Linked DNA regions of Homo sapiens: region 2 is linked to region 1. A link is a loop called in an ENCODE intact Hi-C map of the cell type or tissue named here. Cell type or tissue: dorsolateral prefrontal cortex. All regions are shown on one strand. Each heading gives the region's core, and the rest is flanking DNA. Links, peaks and the distances in the headings are about the cores only. Region 1 overlaps DLGAP3 (DLG associated protein 3). Region 2 overlaps DLGAP3 (DLG associated protein 3).

Region 1 (8,969 bases), core at 1,607-5,606:
CACAGCAAATACTGCCAAATCCAAAACTAAATAGCGACATAAGCCCTTAACTTCACTATTCTAAAAATTCATCTGTTATAGTTAGGAGTGGGTTTGACTGTGAGTTATAGAAAACCCCCCAAACAACAGTGATTTAAATATGATAGAAGTTTATTTCTCTCTTACTTAGAGGAAATCCAGGGAGAGTTAGTTGAGGTCTGGTAGATGCCCCACAGTGTCAGGACCTGGAGCCTTCTATCTTTTCCTCATCCCCCACCCCACTTAGCACTTCCCTTTGGTCTCATGTTCCAGAATGGCTGCTTGAGGTCCAGCCATCATGTCTGCATTCTGGTGATCGGGAAGGAGGAAGAGACAAGGAAGGGCATACCCCCTCCTTTTAAGGACACTTTCTGGAAGTTGCACATGCCACTTCTACTTTTATCTCATGGGCTAGAACTTAGGCACATGGCTACATTTAGTTGGTAGGGAGATTGGGAAAGAATCTTTATTCAAAGTAGCCATGTGTCCAGCATAAAATGGTGGGGTTCTGTTACTAAGGGGGAAATGGAGAGTGGATCTTGGAAGACAGTTAGTGGTCTCTACCATCCTTCCTTCCAACCAACCAACCAACCAACCAACCAACCAACCAACCAGTGTGATGAACTGCCCTATTTAGTGAGGAGACACTTATGCAAATAACCAGCCATGATACAATGTGATATGGAGTATAAAAGAGTTTTGTTCAAAGCGCTGTGGGAGAACAGATGGAAATGATCAACAGCAATCATAATAATTAATAACTACAATGCCCTAGCCGGGTTCTCAGTGCTACATTCCGATGATTGTGTTTGTCCAGCTCCCTCTCTTTTCAGTGAGAGCTGCAAACCATTCTACTTCTCTAGAATAGCTAACACAATGGGCAGGCAGGGTGCTGTTCTGAGTTCTTTATGGATATTATCTCACAACAATCTTATGAACTGCTACTATTATCATTCTCATTTACAGATGGGAAAATGAGGCACAAGCCACCGAGCTGGGTTTTGGACCCGGGCAAGGCTCCAGAGCACACGGGCCTAACCGCTCTGTTCCGCTGCCCCCACCCAAAGCTGCTCATTTTCATTCCTTCCCCTACTCCCCAGACATCTCCAGCAGATAACCACCCCCCATCGCCCACTTCATTGTGATGATTGGGGTCAACTGGTGGGACTTCTGTCCACTTCCAAGCCAAACCCCAGCTTACTTAGATATCTTCCCTTGTCTCTTCCACCAGCCCTGCCTTCATCTTAGGAGTCAACCCCACTAAGCCTCGGTTTTCTGATCTACAAGTAGGGCTGACACTAACATCCATAGAGTGGGACTGTTTGTGAGGATTGAGCATGTTTATTCATGGAAAGTGCTTCTCCTGGCACATACTAAGTGCTTAGAAGATGTTATTCTTTTTTATCCATCCTTATATCTGGTTCCTCCTCTCTTCTCTCTCTTCATTTCATTTCTCTTTACAGGTTGTGTTAATGTTGTATTCCTGCTGAAACATTATCACAAATTCAGTGATGGAAAACAATACATATTTATTATCTGGGGTCAGAGTCTCAATGGGGTTTCAAACTGGGCTCTGGGAGGCTCTGGGAAGAATCCATTTGTCACCTTTTCCCAGTTTATAGAGGCTATCTGCATTCCTTCACTTGCAGCTTGCTTCTATCTTCAGAGCCAGCAGTGGTGGGTTGAGTCCCTAGGTTGCATTATTCCAACCTTGATTCTGTCATTCCATTTTCTTCTCTGACTCTTCTTCCTCCCTCTTTCATTTATAAAATGTGATTACACCAGGATAATCCAGGAGAGTCTCCTCTTCTTAGTATCCTTAACTTAATCGCATCTGCAAATTCCTTTTTGCCGTGGAAGGTAACATATTCCTGGGTTCTGGGGATGAGGATGTGGATTCCTTTGGTGGCTATTATTCTGCCTACACCACAGGTTCTTTCCTCTTGGGATACAGCAAGCAAGAAGCACCCAAAACAAAATATCCCTCTTTAACAGTACATTCTCTTCTGTCTTCCTCCCTTCTCAGCCAGGCTTTCTGAGGGTTGCCTTGACTAGTTTTCTCCACCTCCTGACAACCTGCTGCAGTCTGCATCTGCCCCCACATTCCACCAAACCCACTCTTGCTTGGATCACCCGTGGCTTCCAGATTGCAAAATCCGTGGGCACCTTTCATTCTTAACCGGCTGCGTTTTCCATGTTAGCTGCCCATTCCTTCATGAGACCTTTCTGTCCCCTCTCTGCTTTTATGTCACTTTCTGGTGGTTTTCTCCCCCTTCCTTTCTGGCTTAGTCTCCTCTATGAGCTGCACCGTCTCCACCCACCCCTGAAATGTCCGTGTTCTCCCGGGGTTTGGATCTTGGATCCGTTGTTCTTTTCTTGGGTGAGCTTGTCCCACACTGCTGGTTTTAAATGCCACTTGCACAGGGATAAGCGCCTCCTGCTTGTGCTGTACACATCTCTGGCTGCTGGCCAGGAGCGTTGGTGAGGACTGTGCTTCTGGTCATCCCATCAGCTCCTCGACTTCCTTGGTCTCCTTTGAGGCAGACATGTGAGAGAGCTCACTGAGGCAGTGGCTTGAGAAGCATGCAGCCTGGGGCACTTGGTCCTTCTGTTCCCGGCAGTATGGCTGTTTCCATCGCGATGGAATGGGATCCTCTCAAGACATCTCAGAGGACAGGCGGAAGGCAGCGAACATGGCAGTGCCGAAGGACACAGCTGTGTTTAGCAGGGGCGACAGGAAAGCACGCAGGTGTGGCAGATCATCAGGCACGTATTTATTGGAGCAACCCCCTCCTTTACCTTTGTGGTTTGCAACAGCTGTAGCTCTGAAGGAGCCACAAGCTAACTAGAGCACAAAGGCACAAAAACATTCAAAGTAAGTCAAGATGCATCCTAACAGTGCAGCTAGACATTCAAGACTCTCACCAGAAAGAGAACAATCTGCCTGAACGGCAGGGCTGCCTCTGAAGCCAGGAGGGCTGCTGAGGGAGGTGTGGTACTCAGGAGTGGTCTTGTGGGCAGTGGAGGGTGAAACAGGTAAAACAGGACTTAAGGAGGGAATGGACAAGGAGCCAGGAGGAGGAAGGCCATTTCAGGCAGAGGAGTAGCGTGTGCAAAGGCTTGGAGTCAGGATCGCTTATAGTCGATTCAAGGAACAAGGAGAATGTGGGGGAGATGAGGTTGAAGAGGAGGACTGTGTCCAGGACATCAGGGCCTCAGATAATGCTGGTACAGGAAGTCTGAACTTTGTCTTGTTGGTAGTAGGGGGCTGTGGAAGGGTTTTGAGCAGGGGAATGACTTGGCAGAGCTCAGCTTTAGGAAGACTATTCCAGTCTTGGGTGGACTGGGGAGGGCCCCAGATCTTAAAATATGCAAAATATAATTTTAGAGAGAGGAACTACCTTGGCAATTACTTATCTATTTCTATAATTGTATATATGTGTGTATTTTTAGATGTATATGTGTGTATATTTATATCTAATACATATATTTTAAATACATACACACATACACATTGGATGACCTAGATGGAGGGTGAGTGACAAAGGCACACAGTGAGAAAGCCAGCATTAGAACTCAGAGCTAACTCCTGGCCCCGTGCTCTTCCTCTGCAGGGTACTGATGGAGGCAGAGGTATCTGAAAGGAGGCCAGTCTAATCATCAGGGCAGATGGTGATGCAAACCTTGACCAGGGCAGGACAGGGCAGACACTGAGGGGAAGACTGTGTGGGAGGCAATGAGGATATGTTCTCTCTCCTTCTCCCTCTCTGGGTGGGGGTTGGGACATAGGGCTCGTTGGAGACTGCACATGAGTGCATCTCTCCTTCCTGGGTCCTGCAGCATCCTTCTGGGCCTGGTTTCTATGGCAACAGGCTCCCAGCAGGCAGCCTGCCAGCTGGAGAGAAGTAGGCAGGCAGGCAGGGAGAGAAGGCCTGGGCAGCAAGAGAAAGGCTGAAGTTGCGGGGGTTGGGAGAGTCTCTTGGGGAGGTGGAGGGACCCTAGAGCTGGGCCCACAATCCCTTCTGACCATGTAGGGGTGGAGGTAGCTCAGGACACACAGGCTTTTCTTTTGTGGTCCTTGAATTTCCAAACCTTGATCTTCTGTTTATCCCCCACCTCCCACATCTCCTGACTCCCACTTCTTAAAGTATTGCCTGGTCCCAACCTCATGCATCTTAAGCGGCCACTGACTTCTTTATAGAAAAGAACTCTGAATTCAGGGAAAAAATGAAAACGGCCAGTTGACTTTTTGGTTTGCATAAGATTTGCATATTATTAACTCAAAGACAAGAAATTTCCAGGCCCTATGTCATTCCTGCAAACAACTTAATTCAGCTCCACTGGCACTGACTTACTGTGTCTGGCCAGGCTCTGGGCTGAGCCATCGGGGTCCCTAGAGAAGTCCTCCCAGCTGCAGGCCCACTCCACCTCCAGCTGCTCCAAGGCATTTCTTCCTGTGATGTTCTAGCAGCTGGTGCAGTGGGAAGTGCTTGGACTGTGGAGCCCAGCAGCGCTGAGTCCAAATCCTGGCTCTGCTACTTTGAAGCTGGGTTTACTTAGTTTACTCATCTCTAGGTAGAGCTGAGGACACTCTAGTGCAGCTGGTGTAAACTAGCATAGACATAGAATTTGTTAAAATATTGAAATACTTCGGCCAGGCGTGGTGGCTCACACCTGTAATCCCAGCACGTTGGGAGGCCAAGGCGGGTGGATAACCTGAGGTCGGGAGTTCGAGACCAGCCTGACCAACATGGAGAAACCCTGTCTCTTCCAAAAAGAGACAAAAGGCGCATGCCTGTAATCCCAGTTACTCGGGAGGCTGAAGCAGGAGAATCGCTTGAACCCGGGAGGCGGAGGTTGCGGTGAGCCGAGATCGCGCCATTGCACTCCAGCCTGGGCAACAAGAGCAAAACTCCATCTCCAAAAAAAAAAAAAAAAAAAAAAAAATTGAAATATCTTCTGCCTTCACTGGTAAAGAGCCACCACCCTGGCTCCTCCCTGACCCCTCTAGCCCACCCCACAATCTAGCCTCTCCAGGGCACTGCTGCAGCATTTTGGTCTGTGCCTGCTCTGCCTGGTATATGCCAGCATCTGCTCTGTCCATGGACTGAACTGGTTGCTAAATAGCTTGGATATCACCCCTATCTAGAGGCAGTGCAATAGGTAGGTATATTATGTACGTAGCTGTTGCAAGGACCAATATATTTAAAGTGCATAGGTTAATGTCCATCACTTTGTAGGTTCCCTTTCTCATTCCCTTCCTTTTTTTTGCTTGGGGTGGGGGTGAGAGCTGGCATGAGCCTGGGCAATGGGGGATGACAGCCACCCCTCTCCCCAGGCGAGCAAGGTTCAAGCGCTCCAATAGTGTGACGGCTGGCGTGCAGGCAGACCTGGAGCTGGAGGGCCTGGCAGGCCTGGCCACGGTGGCCACAGAAGACAAGGCCCTGCAGTTTGGACGCTCCTTCCAGAGGCACGCCTCTGAGCCCCAGCCTGGGCCCCGGGCCCCCACCTACTCAGTCTTCCGCACGGTCCACACGCAGGGCCAGTGGGCCTACCGCGAGGGCTACCCACTGCCGTACGAGCCGCCGGCCACCGATGGGTCGCCCGGCCCTGCCCCCGCCCCCACCCCCGGCCCTGGGGCCGGCCGCCGTGACTCCTGGATAGAGCGCGGTTCACGTAGCCTCCCCGACTCAGGCCGCGCATCCCCCTGCCCACGCGACGGCGAGTGGTTCATCAAGATGCTGCGGGCAGAGGTGGAGAAGCTGGAGCACTGGTGCCAGCAGATGGAGCGTGAGGCGGAGGACTATGAGCTACCCGAGGAGAGTGAGTCACGGCATCGGAACAAGGGGACTCTGGGGACCATGGCCTCGTGTGTGCTCAGGAGACCCTGATGGGGGTGGCTGGGGCTGCAGTGTAACAGGAGGCCCCTTCGGTTGGTGCCTCACTGGTCTTCTGCACTGGAGCGTGGCGGGTCAACATCGGCAGCAAGACATGCTGGGAGCTCTTGAAAGGGAGCAGGGTGCACATGGTGCAGCTTTAGAGGCCAGGGCTGGGACTGCAGACACTGCAGGCCAAAGGGCTGGGCCTTCTATGGATGGCTGCTAGTCCAAATCACCAAGTTTATGGGGACTAAGGGAACTCCGTTCAGATCTGGACTGGTGTGGGGATCCAGGTGGTGCGACCAAGATTACAGAGAGGGAGGCAGTTCACAATGTCAGATCCTGTCTGAGGCACAGAAGAGGGAGATTCAGCCAGGGAGATGTGGCCCTGGCCCGAGGGAGAGCATGGCCCTTCCTGTAAGTCAGATCCACTGGGAGACACAGTCTTACCCCAGAATCTCTGAGTTGAGGGGACAGTGGCTATGAAGATGTGTTATGTACATGAAATTACTTGGTCATTCTTAAAGAGCCAAGGAGTCTTGCATGCACTGGGGAGTGATGAACAAAGCTTAGCCAGTGGGTGGTCATTGAGCTAATGCCCTGGCCAAGGCTATAGGGCTAGGCTGGGGCTGGTTTCCGTCTGTTCTCTGATACGGGAGGGAGAAAGGATAAAGAAGGATGAGCACTCAAGAAATGTAGGCTGTATGAAGGAGGGAACATCAGTGTCTGAGGATACAGTCTTGGTGTAGTGGAGCGAGAACTTGTTAGGAACTTGAGGATGGGATGGGGCTGGGGCTGGAGGAGACTGATGGATACACAGTGCCAAGCAACCGAGGGGTCAGCGTCATTCAGGGCAGACTTCGTGGAGGCTGGGGAAGGAGATGCATCATTTCCCTCCCTGAATTTCCTTCTGCTTTCTAGTCCTGGAGAAGATCCGCAGTGCTGTGGGCAGCACACAACTTCTCCTGTCCCAGAAGGTTCAGCAGTTCTTCCGGCTGTGTCAGCAAAGCATGGTGAGTGCCCATAGTAGTAGATCCTACCAGATACATGTGACCCAGAGTGTGTGTGTGCTGGAGGTGAGACAGGCAGGTGACCCAGAGTGAGTGTGTACCAGAGGTGAGACCAGGCCTGCATGCCTTCTGGGGTAGCTGTGAGTCTTGTGCCTGGAGGTAGGACCAGGTGTTTGTGCACAAGAAGGGGAGTCCTGGGCTCGCTCTTGTCCCCCTGTCTCCCAGCCCCCACCCACTCTCCCAGGCTGAGCTTCCTGGCAGTAAGGGTGGATAGGACTTTCTCTTGTCCTGGCTGGGGCTCAGACCTCCTTGACCAATCACTTTCCCTCCATCTTCCTCTGTTGCAGGATCCCACTGCGTTCCCTGTGCCCACCTTCCAGGACCTGGCGGGTTTCTGGGACCTCCTACAGCTCTCCATCGAGGATGTGACCCTCAAGTTCCTGGAGCTACAGCAACTCAAGGCCAACAGCTGGAAACTCCTGGAGCCTAAGGTGGGGCTGGGGTGCCTTCAGGCAAAGAGGCCAGACTCTGGGAAATTCCCCTCCCCAGAGAGGTGGAGGGTGGGACGAACAAGGGGGCAGGGGAAGGGATCCATGGGCAGCAAGGGCAGCCTTGGACAGGTGATAGGTGACCATCCCCTTCCAGAGTGACCACGCTCGTGGCCACTGCCGTCTGCTTGGCCCCAGTGCTCATCACTGCTTGAGCTGCCAGAACCCCAAGGCTTCCTCAGCGCGGGGGAGCGGGGTTGGGGGGGTGGCGGCGGCTGCAGCTGGAGAGAGCAAAAGTAGACCTTACGGAAGGACAGACTGTCCTCAGTTCGGGCCTAGGCATCGACGGCAGAGCCTTGAGGGTCCCCTCAGCCGCCAGGTCCCTGGACCTTGTCTGCGATGAGGGCCAGAGGCCTGGTATGTGCACCCTCATTGCGGAGCCTGGGTCGGGAACTCCCTCCTTCGGGTCGGGACCCGGAGTGAAAAACCGGCTCTGCTGCGAGCTGTTGAGAACGGCGCCACCAGGGGGCGCTCGAACGCGCCGCGCTTTGGTGGAAAATGTGGGGATTTGACCTTGTCGGAACAGGAGCACCTGGGGCTTCAGGTCACGGGATCCGTGGCGGATTCTGAGCGCCATCGCGTTCGGAGCCACGCGGTCGTCAGCACTCTGGGCGCGGGGGTGCGGGGGCGGACACCTGGGTGTTGGGATGGTTCGGCGCCCCAGCTCAGCGACGCCCTCTGCCCCGCAGGAGGAGAAGAAGGTCCCTCCGCCGATACCAAAGAAGCCCCTGCGGGGCCGGGGCGTGCCGGTGAAGGAGCGCTCCCTGGACTCCGTGGACCGGCAGCGGCAGGAAGCGCGCAAGCGGCTCCTGGCGGCCAAGCGCGCCGCTTCCTTCCGCCACAGCTCGGCCACCGAGAGCGCCGACAGCATCGAGATCTACATCCCCGAGGCCCAGACCAGGCTGTGACCGGTCCGGCCCGCCCAGCCCGGCCCGGGCCCGCGGTTCTCCACCCGTACTGTACACCCAGCGTCGAGGTCACTGTGAACGCGGGCCGCCCCGTGCGCCCGCCCCACCGGCACCGGACGCCCCGGCCCCCGGGCCCGTCACACTCTCGTGGGTTTTTTACCTTCCTGATCCCACGCGAAGGCGCCCGGGCTGGGCAGGGGGCCGTGCCTCTCCGCCCTGCGCCCCTCACCTGGATCCCCTGCCCACCTGGTCCGACGCTTTGTCCCCACCTCCTCCCCATGGGCACCATCTCTGCCATTCTTTCCCCCACGGGCCAGGCCGGGCCGGGTCCCTCATCTGGGCTCTGCGTCCCCCCCTCCCCCACCCCGCGGGGCTGGGCTTCGTGGGGATCAAGCTTCGTGGCTTTTTATGAAGAATCCCGAACCCTGCCTAGGAGCCCGCCCCACCCTCCCAGGGGCTCCATCCTCAGCCCTCTGCCCACTGGGCCCAGGGACCACAGTGGCTGGACCAACCCAGGACCAGGGCGCCTGGGCCTCTCCCCTTTCCCAGCGGCTGGGGAGGGGAGATGGGGGCTTCCCCTCACCACACCTGTGGCTGTTCCCACAT
Region 2 (8,969 bases), core at 2,586-6,585, 48 kb before region 1:
GAGGGGAGGTGTTTGTGCTCCACTCAGCTCCCTTGGTTACATAACAGCTTTGATAAGACTTTACTTTGGATCTGCTGCTACTGCCTGAAGCAGTCACCCCTCCACCCCCACATGAAATGCTAGATGTCCACCCCCTTTTCCCTGGCCCCTTAGAGAGTCCTGCTCTTCCTGATCCACTGTTCCAGCAGCTGCTTCCTTGCCAGGAGGTGTCTGCAGCTTGCCTCCCTGCTCCCTTCCCAGCTTCTGCTTTCAAAATACTTGCTTCTTTTGTTATTTGAGCCCAGGTCACCACCTTTACATTTTTAAGCCTCCTGGTCTACCCTCTCCCTTGTAGGGCCCACAGGCTGGGAAGGGAGGGATTCACTGATCATGAAGCTCCCCTCTAGGGAAGAAAAGGGGTGTTTTCTAGGAGGTTTTAGCACCCACAGTTAATTTCCTTACTATTTCTTCCTCTGCCCCAGTAACTTTTGGAGTTTGAGAGTGTTAGACCTTTACCCAGAGGTGCTGGGAGGAAGGATTTTGGCCTTGATATTTTCTCTTTCTTTTCTTTCGTTCTTTCTTTTTTAGAGTTAAGGGGTTGCATATACGGGGGGATTGTCTCCTGGGTTTGAAGAGGTACACCTACTTTATTGTTACTCCTACCCAGGTTGTCTGAGGAAATACTCGTTTCTCTAGGCATGGGATGAGGACATGACAGGGCCCTTTTAAAAAAAAAAATGACGATTTTTTCCCACTGAGAGTGGGTGGGAATGGGATGTGTCCAGGAGTGGGTATATCTCATTGATAACAGGAACAACTTTCCAAATAGAGAAGTGGGAGACTAGCAAGAGGAGAGAGCAAATGCAAACTTGTGATGTACTTGGAGAGAATATGAAGGATAGAAGCCAGGGGAGGGGCTGGATATCTCTGCAAGATCTGGGACTCCAGTACACATGCATGCGTATTTCTGCCTGTGAGTGAGTATATGACTGTGTATATGTACATAAGTATATGTGAGTATGCTGTGTATATGTGTATAAGCACATCTATTTGTATAAGTGTGGATGTGTGTATATATATATGACTCTATGTATGCATTCATGTATATATGTGAATGTGAAGGAAATTACTGAATTAAACCAATGTGTGCATGTCTGTGTGTGTGTGTGTGGTGTGCTTATCCAGTAATGCCTTTGTGTGAGTGTAAGCATGCATGTGAGCATGTATGTGGGGCATGCATATACGTACCGTATCAACCACATATGAATATATGTACACAAGTTGAGGCAAACCTGTGAATAAATGTAAGAAAGAGAGAGACCGATTCTGACTGAACATTGGGCTACCCAAAAGTGTCTTCCCAACAGCTTGAGCTTGATCACCCTGCTACTTGTAGCTCTTCTCCAGAAAGTAGGCTCCCTGAGGTCTCTCAAATTCTTATGTCCTTGGGAGCCAACTGTTCTCCATCATATGAAAGAAGTTTGTGGAGGGAAAACCTATAAGGCCTTGGGGATAGCCAAGTAAGAAATCCAGGCTCCAGGCTGTTCAGATGCTATGGTGCTCAGGGCTGTATGTGGGGAAAGAGGATCAGGGCTTAAACATTGGCATTGCTACAGAAGTTTCAAAATTCAACAAGTTGGTCCTAGTGGATGAAAGGGGTAGTGAGTAAGAGGGGGGCCCAAGTGCATGCATAAGCCTCATACATACAAGATGTGACAATACACGTGTACAGGTACATGTGCATATTACTTGTCTGTGCCATAATAGGCATATATCAACATAGGTGCACTTTCTAACATGCACATCCATTAACAAATCTACAGGAGTGTCTATACCAACACGGGGATTTGTCAGCATGCACATACATGCTAACACGTATACTTGTGAACAGAATTTACAGAAATATGTGGGCATATGCTAACACTTGTCTGATTACAACCTATGGCCATATATATGTGCATCTCACTCATCTGGGTTAACAATAGCCTGCAAACATACCCTTCCCCATCGCAAGTGCCTCACCCAATGCATCCATTCATTCAACCAGCATGTATTTTATGCCTCTAATCTGCCACATGCTGTGCTGGGCACTAGGGATGGTCCTTGACCTCAGATAACTTGCAATCTTGGGAGAGCAAAGGACCTGGAACCAAATAAGGAGAGTGTTAAGGAGGGTAGACACACATAAGTGTTCATTGGAGGGAGTGGGGACCTAAAGAGAGGTAGGTTGGCTCTGGAGTGAGGAAGGGAAAGGTTTGGTAAAGGATCCATAGAAGGGGAGGCTTTTGAGTTGAGGTTTAAAAGTTGAACAGGTGCTTACCAGGTGAGCAACTGTGGGAACAGGTATTTCAGTGACAGGAAATGTTCCAGATGGTCTTCCCACTTCCACCCTTGCCAGCCCCACCTCCGTAGACTCTTTCCCAAAAAGCAGCCAGAGGAAAATGAGGTCTTGCCTTTCCAGTGGCTTTCCATCTCACTCAGAGTGAAATCCAAAGTGTAGTGCGTCCTGAGCAACGTGAGTGCTACGTGTGCAAAGCCCCCTATTACCTCCTGGATCTCAGGGGCCACTCCTACGTGGGTTTCTTTTCTGTTTCATAAAAAGCACAGTTCCTTGTGGAGGCAATTGCGCTTGCTTTTCCCCTCAGCCTGAAATGCTCTCTAGGCAACTCACTTCCTCACTGTATCCGAGTCTTTGCTCAAGTCACATTTTTGGAAAGACCTCCCCAACAGTCTATCTTGAATAGCCCATTGTCATTCTATCTCCTCACTCCATTATTATTACTATTATTATTTATCTCAGTACTTGCCACCACCATTATTTTATATATTTGGTAATCATCCCTCTTTTTCCACTAGAATATAAACTTCATGAGCATGGGAGCTTCATCTGTTTTGTTCATTGCTGTATCTACAGTGTCCAGAAGAGTATTCAGCTTGGAGTAGGCAGTCGATACATATTTGTTGAATAAAGAAATTTTAGCTAGCCGGCAGCCAGTGAGGAGAAAGGATCAAGGTGAACAAGATGCAAGGCAGGGAGACCAGTTAGGAACCTGTTGTCATAGCTTTGGTGAGCAATTAGGATAAGAGTGGCCTGATGTAGAACACCAGCAGTGGGAGTGGAGAAAAAGAGACACAATGTACAAACACATGCATGCACAAATGTACATGCATGTGCTTGTACTTTAATCACATCTGCTGTTTTAGTAGGGGAAGGCTAAGGAGGAAAGTAAAAGTGTCTTTATGTGTATGTGTGGTATGTATGTCATGAACACCTCATGACAGGCTGGACACCCTCCAGCTAATGCCAACTGCAGTTCTCCCTTCCTTTTGGATCTTGTCACCAATATCCCATGTATGTTCATTCCTGCCAGCCAGGCTGCAGAGGGCTGCCATGCGGGGTCTCTGTGGTTCCACCCTGTCAGTGATGCAGGGCTCCTGCCATAGGGAACAGGAGTTGGGAGCCAGGTCTTGAACAAAGGGAACGGTCTTAGGAGGTCAGAGCCACAGACAGAGACTTAGAGACACTTGGAGAGAGGCACGTGGACTGTGAGAGGAGTAGAGAGAAGGGGAATGGCTGCGGAGAGCTCAGAGATGGAGAGCTCAGGCATGGCCCAGACTTCCTGAAGCCAGATGTGGTGGGGGTGGGACAGCATACTTAGGCAGCTTCTAATGCCTGGCCCCAACCTCTTCCCTTCTTCTCCTGCTCCACTTCTGGTCCTCTACCCTGGTGGTGTGGATGCCTTAGCCAAGTATGGACTTAGGAATGATTTGTCCCCAGGGTTGTGATGTGAATTCAGGTATATGGGGAGACCTGGAGGAAGGGGTCCCCATTTGTATAACACATTTTTTGGTCTGGCAGTAGGGGAGTAATTTCTCTGAGTGTCTCAACTTTTGTTCTTTTCTTTTCTTTTCTTTTGAGATGGGGTCTCACTCTGTCACCCAGGTTGGAGTGCAGTGGCATGATCTCAGCTTACTGCAACCTCTGCCTCCTGCTTTCAAGCGATTCCCCTGTCTCAGCCTCCTGAGTAGCTGGGATTACAGGCACTTGCCACCACGCCCGACTAATTTTTGTATTTTTAGTAGATATGGGGATTTCACCATGTTGGCCAGGCTGGTCTCGAACTCCTGACCTCAAGTGATCCGCCCACCTCGGCCTCCCAAAGTGCTGGGATTACAGGTATGAGTCACTGCACCCGGCCTGGTTGTTTTCCTTTCTCCCAAGAGAGCATGGAGAATTGAGCTTGTGTTGCAAAATGAGCAACTGAGGTTAAACCTCAGGCAGGACCAATCAGCTGCTAGCATTAAGAGACTAAGGCATAGTATGTGGGGAAAGCTGGGAGGACAGCTGCTAAGAAAAGGAGGAAGTGGGAGTTGGGGGTCTGCCCCACCCCATGCCACTCCAGGGACCTCTGGTGGAGGGGAGTGGTCAAGGCCTAAGATCCTCTTTGACACTTCCTCCCCCGGACCTGCAAGCATGGGGCTGGGTCGAGAGGCCAGTGATAGAGCCCCTTCCAGGCTCTAGGGGTGAAGGGGGGCCTCTTGCCTCTCTCCTCTCTCATCTGGGCTAGGGGCCAGGGTGCTGCAGCCGCTCCCCTCCCACCTGGGCTGTGAGCATGGGGGTTGGGCCGAAACAGCCGCCAGAGCCGCCCACCTGCCCGCGGTGTCATGGCAACGACTCTGCCCACGTGGACGATGAGGAAAGGGAGGAGAAGAGAGGAGAGGAGGCATCACAGCAGACACGAGGATGGGAGGGGCTCTTCAGGGTCCTGCGGGTGGAAGCCCCCACCCCTCTAGCTTGGCCCCGGCCCTAGCTCCTTTCACCCCAGATCCCCTGGGGCAGGGTGGGGCTGGTGTTCCAGCTCTGGCCTCGGAGTGTGCATGTCCTTGGATGTCCTGAGTAATGATGACCTTGGCTTCCTGCACTGTGGGGCCCTGGCCAGGGTCCTAGGGTATATGGGGCTTTGGCATGCTCAGGCGTCTCCCTCTCTCCTTACCCCTCAAGTCGGGGATGGTGCCTGGGGCTGAGGGGATAAGAGCCCGACCTACTTCTCCATTTTCTCACTATTTTTCAAAAGGAAAATGACCCACTTTTCAGCCAATCGGACTGGGGCCTGTTCCCCGGCTGATTTCCTGAGCCCCCCTGCCCGGGCCTCTGCCCCATCCTCAGCCTATTAGCCACGTGCTGGACCCACTTCCTAAGGGTAGCAGGTGAACCTGTGTGGAGGGGTCCTCCCCTGCCATCTGCACCAGGCTGAGTCTGTTCTCAGTGAGGCAGGGGTGGGCCAAGGCCTGGCTGAGACCACATCAGCTCCGCATTGAGCAGACCCCCTTGTCTGCCTCCACCCTGGGCACTGTAAGGGTCCTGCTTGCCATCCCCATAGACCCCCAGGGCACACCTCGAGGTGAGGCAGGAAGGACTTCGGAAGGGTGGAAGGAGGATTCTGCCTCTCCTCTCTCCCTGTGTCAGTGGATGGTGGCAGGCTGTCTTCCCAAGCTGCTTCATTTCCACATGGAAAGGGAGCCTGTGGCACTAGAGAACCATGCCTGTCTGTCTGTCTGTCTGTATGCCTGGCTGGCAGAGTTCCTCTGAGAGACCCCCCCTCTGAGGGTTCTGCCTGTGCCTCATTTCCCAAGCCCCTCCTTTTCTCTAGGATATTGGTCTGGGCCTCCGAGCCCCCTCCCTCCCTCAGCTATATTGGCCTGGGCTGGCTTGGGGGGTGATTAGGGATTTAATTATTTAGTTTCTCCAGCTCAGTAGATTAATTCCATCCATCACAGGCAGGCTGAGCCTTCTTCCCCTCTCTGGACTGCCTGGCCAACCCCAGAGAGAAGGAGCATCATGGCTCACCTGGGCCTAGTACTGGATCTGGGAACAATGGATAAAGTTCTTGTTTGGGGAGGATTTAATGAATGACCTTGAGCAGATGTGGGTGCCTAAATGCTGTGAAATGAACATGTATTTCTGTCATATGGGGATAAACATGTGGACATGTATTTAAGGTTTTGTATCTGTGCAGCTTCTATGCACACAAACATCAAAGTCTATTGGATGGATAGCCACGGTGGCTCAAGCCTATAATCCCAGCACTTGGGAGGCCGAGGCAGGAGGATCACTTGAGCCCAGGAGTTCAAGACCAGCTGGGGCAACATAGTGACACTGTCTCTACAAAAAAATAAGAAATTAGCCAGGCACGGTGGTACATCCCTGTAGTCCCAGCTACCTGGGAGGCTGAGGCAGGAGGATTGCTTGAGCCTGGGAGGTCAAGGCTGCAGTGAGCCATGACAGTGCCACTGCACTCCGGCCTGGGTGACAGAGCAAAACCCTATCTCGAAAAAAAAAAAAAAAAAAGGAAAAAGGATCTATCGGATGGAAATGCACATGAGGTGTATGAACCCTCATAGGAACAAGTTTGTGTGGGTCTGGGTATACAGCGTGACAGTGACTATATAGATGAGGTCAGGTGCTGCGTAAGTTGTGTATGGATGACTGCGTGGCTGTGTAATTTGCCTCTGGCTGAACACCTGTTAATTTGTGAATGAACAGTCTTGGGGCAGTGTATAGCTGTGTATGAGGAAGAGATGACAGAGATGGAAGGTTTCCTGAGGCTGAGTGATGAGAAAGGGCACACTGGGGTCCACCTATTGGCCTCCTCAGACCAGTTTGGTCAGGGAGACATGCTACTTTAAAGGTGCTCTGAGGCCAGGCACGGTGGCTCACGCCTGTAAGTCCAACACTTTGGGAAGCTGAGGCGGGCAGATCACGAGGTCAGGGAGACCGAGACCATCCAGGCCAACATGATGAAACCCTGTCTCTTCTAACATGCAAAAAAGAATTAGCCAGACGTGGCGGCACGGGCCTATAGTCTCAGCTACTCGGGAAGCTGAGGCAGGGGAATTGCTTGAACCTGGGAGGCAGAGGTTGCAGTGAGCTGAGATCGTGCCACTGCACTCCAGCCTGGCGACAGAGCGAGTCTCTGTCTCTAAATAAATAAAATAAAATAAAATAAAATAAAATAAAATAAAATAAAATAAAATAAAATAAAATAAAAAATAAAAGTATTCTGTTCAGCCTAGGCCTTGGTCAGGCCTGGACCCAGACTCAGATTCAAATCCTTCTTCCACCATCTATGTGACCTTGGGAAATTTTCTTTACATTTCTAAGCTTCAGTTTCCTCACCTGTAAAATGGGAGTAATAATAGTGCCTACTGCAAAGGATAGTTGTGAGGATTATATGAAGAAAAACATCTAAAGCGCTTAACACTGGGTCTGGACAGTTGTAGGTATTCAGGAGCCTAACCTTAGACTTCAGAGTTGAAAGGCACCAGAGGTTGTCTGGTCTGAAATGTATTCAATGTATTCAGTGCTTGAATGCACTCTGTACCATCCTGCAAAGCAGTCCTCAACCTCTGCTTGCATGCCTCCCTGGACGGGACACTCCCACCTCTTTAGGAAAGCCACATCATGCTGTAGCGGTTCTATCTGCTGGGGAGTTCTGGTCCAGCTGCAGGGAGTCATCGCCTTCCTTTTCTCCCCTGTTTCTCCCTGTTTCTCTATGCCTTAGCTGTGGGGCACTCCTTGATGGCTCAGTTGCTGACCCTGAACTCACTGAGCACCTACTGTATGCCATGTGTGTTCATACAGAGATAGATCCCCTGAATCCTGGCCTTCAAGGAACTCACAGCTTACAAACAACTCTTTACCCTACTGTGGGGAATAGAGGTATGAGACCCAAGAGGAGCTGGCAATTGTGGTGTCCTGGGATTGATGGGAGGGCAATTTTAGGGGAAGGCCTCTTGGAAGAGAGTACACCCGTGCAGCAGCAGAGGGTTTAAGGTTGGGAGGACAGGGGTTTTGCAGTCTGAGCTGCCTTTTCTATGTGCTCTCATGCTGTGTCCCTTAGCTCCTGGCTGTCTTCTCTGAAACCCAGAGAGAGCAGAGGTATAGATATCCTTGAAGGTCAGGCAGGGTTTCAGGCAGAGCTGAGGGGTGGGAGGTGCCACGACGTGAACCTGGCAGTCAGCCAACCAGCCAGCCTTCGTGGTTGGCTTCCTGTGCTGGACTCTCCTGTGGGAAAGGCTCAGAAGGAGGGCTCAGGCCTTGTTGCTAGAAGCCCCTGTCTCAGCTCACACAGAGAGCTTACGGGACAGTGTGCTAATCCAGGAGGCTGTCCCAAGCTCTGGACACCAAGAGGGGACCAGATGCCTGGGCCAGAGAGTAAGAAAGGTCATTGGTATGGCCAGGCTGAGTAACTCCTGCCCAGTGGACCCCTGCCATGGGCTTGGGCTCCTACCTGCTATTCTTTGATGGCCCTGGCAGGCTCAGGTGTAGAGCATCCTGGAAGCTAGGGCAGCACGAGTCCAAATCACATACAAATGAAAGAAGGTGCTTTGGTGCTAAAGTCAAAAGAAGCCAACATATAGAGACATATGTGCAGTTTCTTTGGATAGGTCAGCTTAGTTACTCATTGCCGCAAGCTAAGGAGGTAGGTATTGTGATCCCATTTTACAGATGAGAAAACTGAGGCTCAGGCAGATAACACAAATTGCTCATGGGCATAAAGGTAGGTTGTGACATAATGGATGGAGGTGGATGATTGGCTTTCCAATACCCAGCTATGAGGTTGCTGGCTTTCCCTTCCAGATCCCTGGAGTTACAAGAGAGACCACTAACCCTGGCTACAGGGGTTTGTGGGAGTCTGCAAATCAAGGTCCTCTAGTCCTCTCAGGTGCCACCATCTTTGGCTACCAGGTCTTTGCTCTGCTGTCTTTGGTACGCTTAGGGTGTGGGAGGTCTTCAAAAGAAGCCCAGGCAAACAGAAATTCCTGCATGCGTGAAAAAGATGAGTTTTCAGACCACCCATTTCCGATCCAAACCAAGTCATGTATGGATAGTTACAGCCTTTGCCCAAAGCTGTCTAGAGATCCTCTCCCTGTCTCCAAGTCTCATGCATTTAAGTAGTTTCTCCCTAGTTAGCAATAGCTAACCCTTA

The links. Peaks named below come from ENCODE experiments on the same cell type or tissue, not always from the same donor. Only the 100,000 strongest peaks of a DNase experiment are listed, where the experiment ranks them.
Region 2: it touches region 1 in a loop (2.9-fold over the local background); 5 of 110 quality-filtered maps call a loop at or near these places.

The regions. Positions count from the first base shown.
Region 1 is chr1:34,865,477-34,874,445 of GRCh38, reverse strand. It overlaps DLGAP3 (DLG associated protein 3), which reads left to right. Exons shown (of 12, transcript NM_001080418.3): 9 at 5,357-5,841; 10 at 6,819-6,910; 11 at 7,255-7,398; 12 at 8,145-8,969. The coding sequence ends at 8,363. Among named protein-coding and RNA genes, the nearest start is that of SMIM12, 10 kb to the right of the region's middle. RefSeq lists enhancers at 7,902-8,031, 8,082-8,181, 8,232-8,311 and a silencer at 8,472-8,521. In dorsolateral prefrontal cortex, for the core only: no CTCF peak of the experiment used is centred there; DNase peaks (open chromatin) are centred at 2,485, 3,885 and 4,510; H3K27ac peaks cover 4,000 bases.
Region 2 is chr1:34,914,706-34,923,674 of GRCh38, reverse strand. All of the region lies in intron 1 of DLGAP3 (DLG associated protein 3), which reads left to right. Among named protein-coding and RNA genes, the nearest start is that of DLGAP3, 10 kb to the left of the region's middle. In dorsolateral prefrontal cortex, for the core only: no CTCF peak of the experiment used is centred there; a DNase peak (open chromatin) is centred at 4,624; H3K27ac peaks cover 2,726 bases; H3K27me3 peaks cover 609 bases.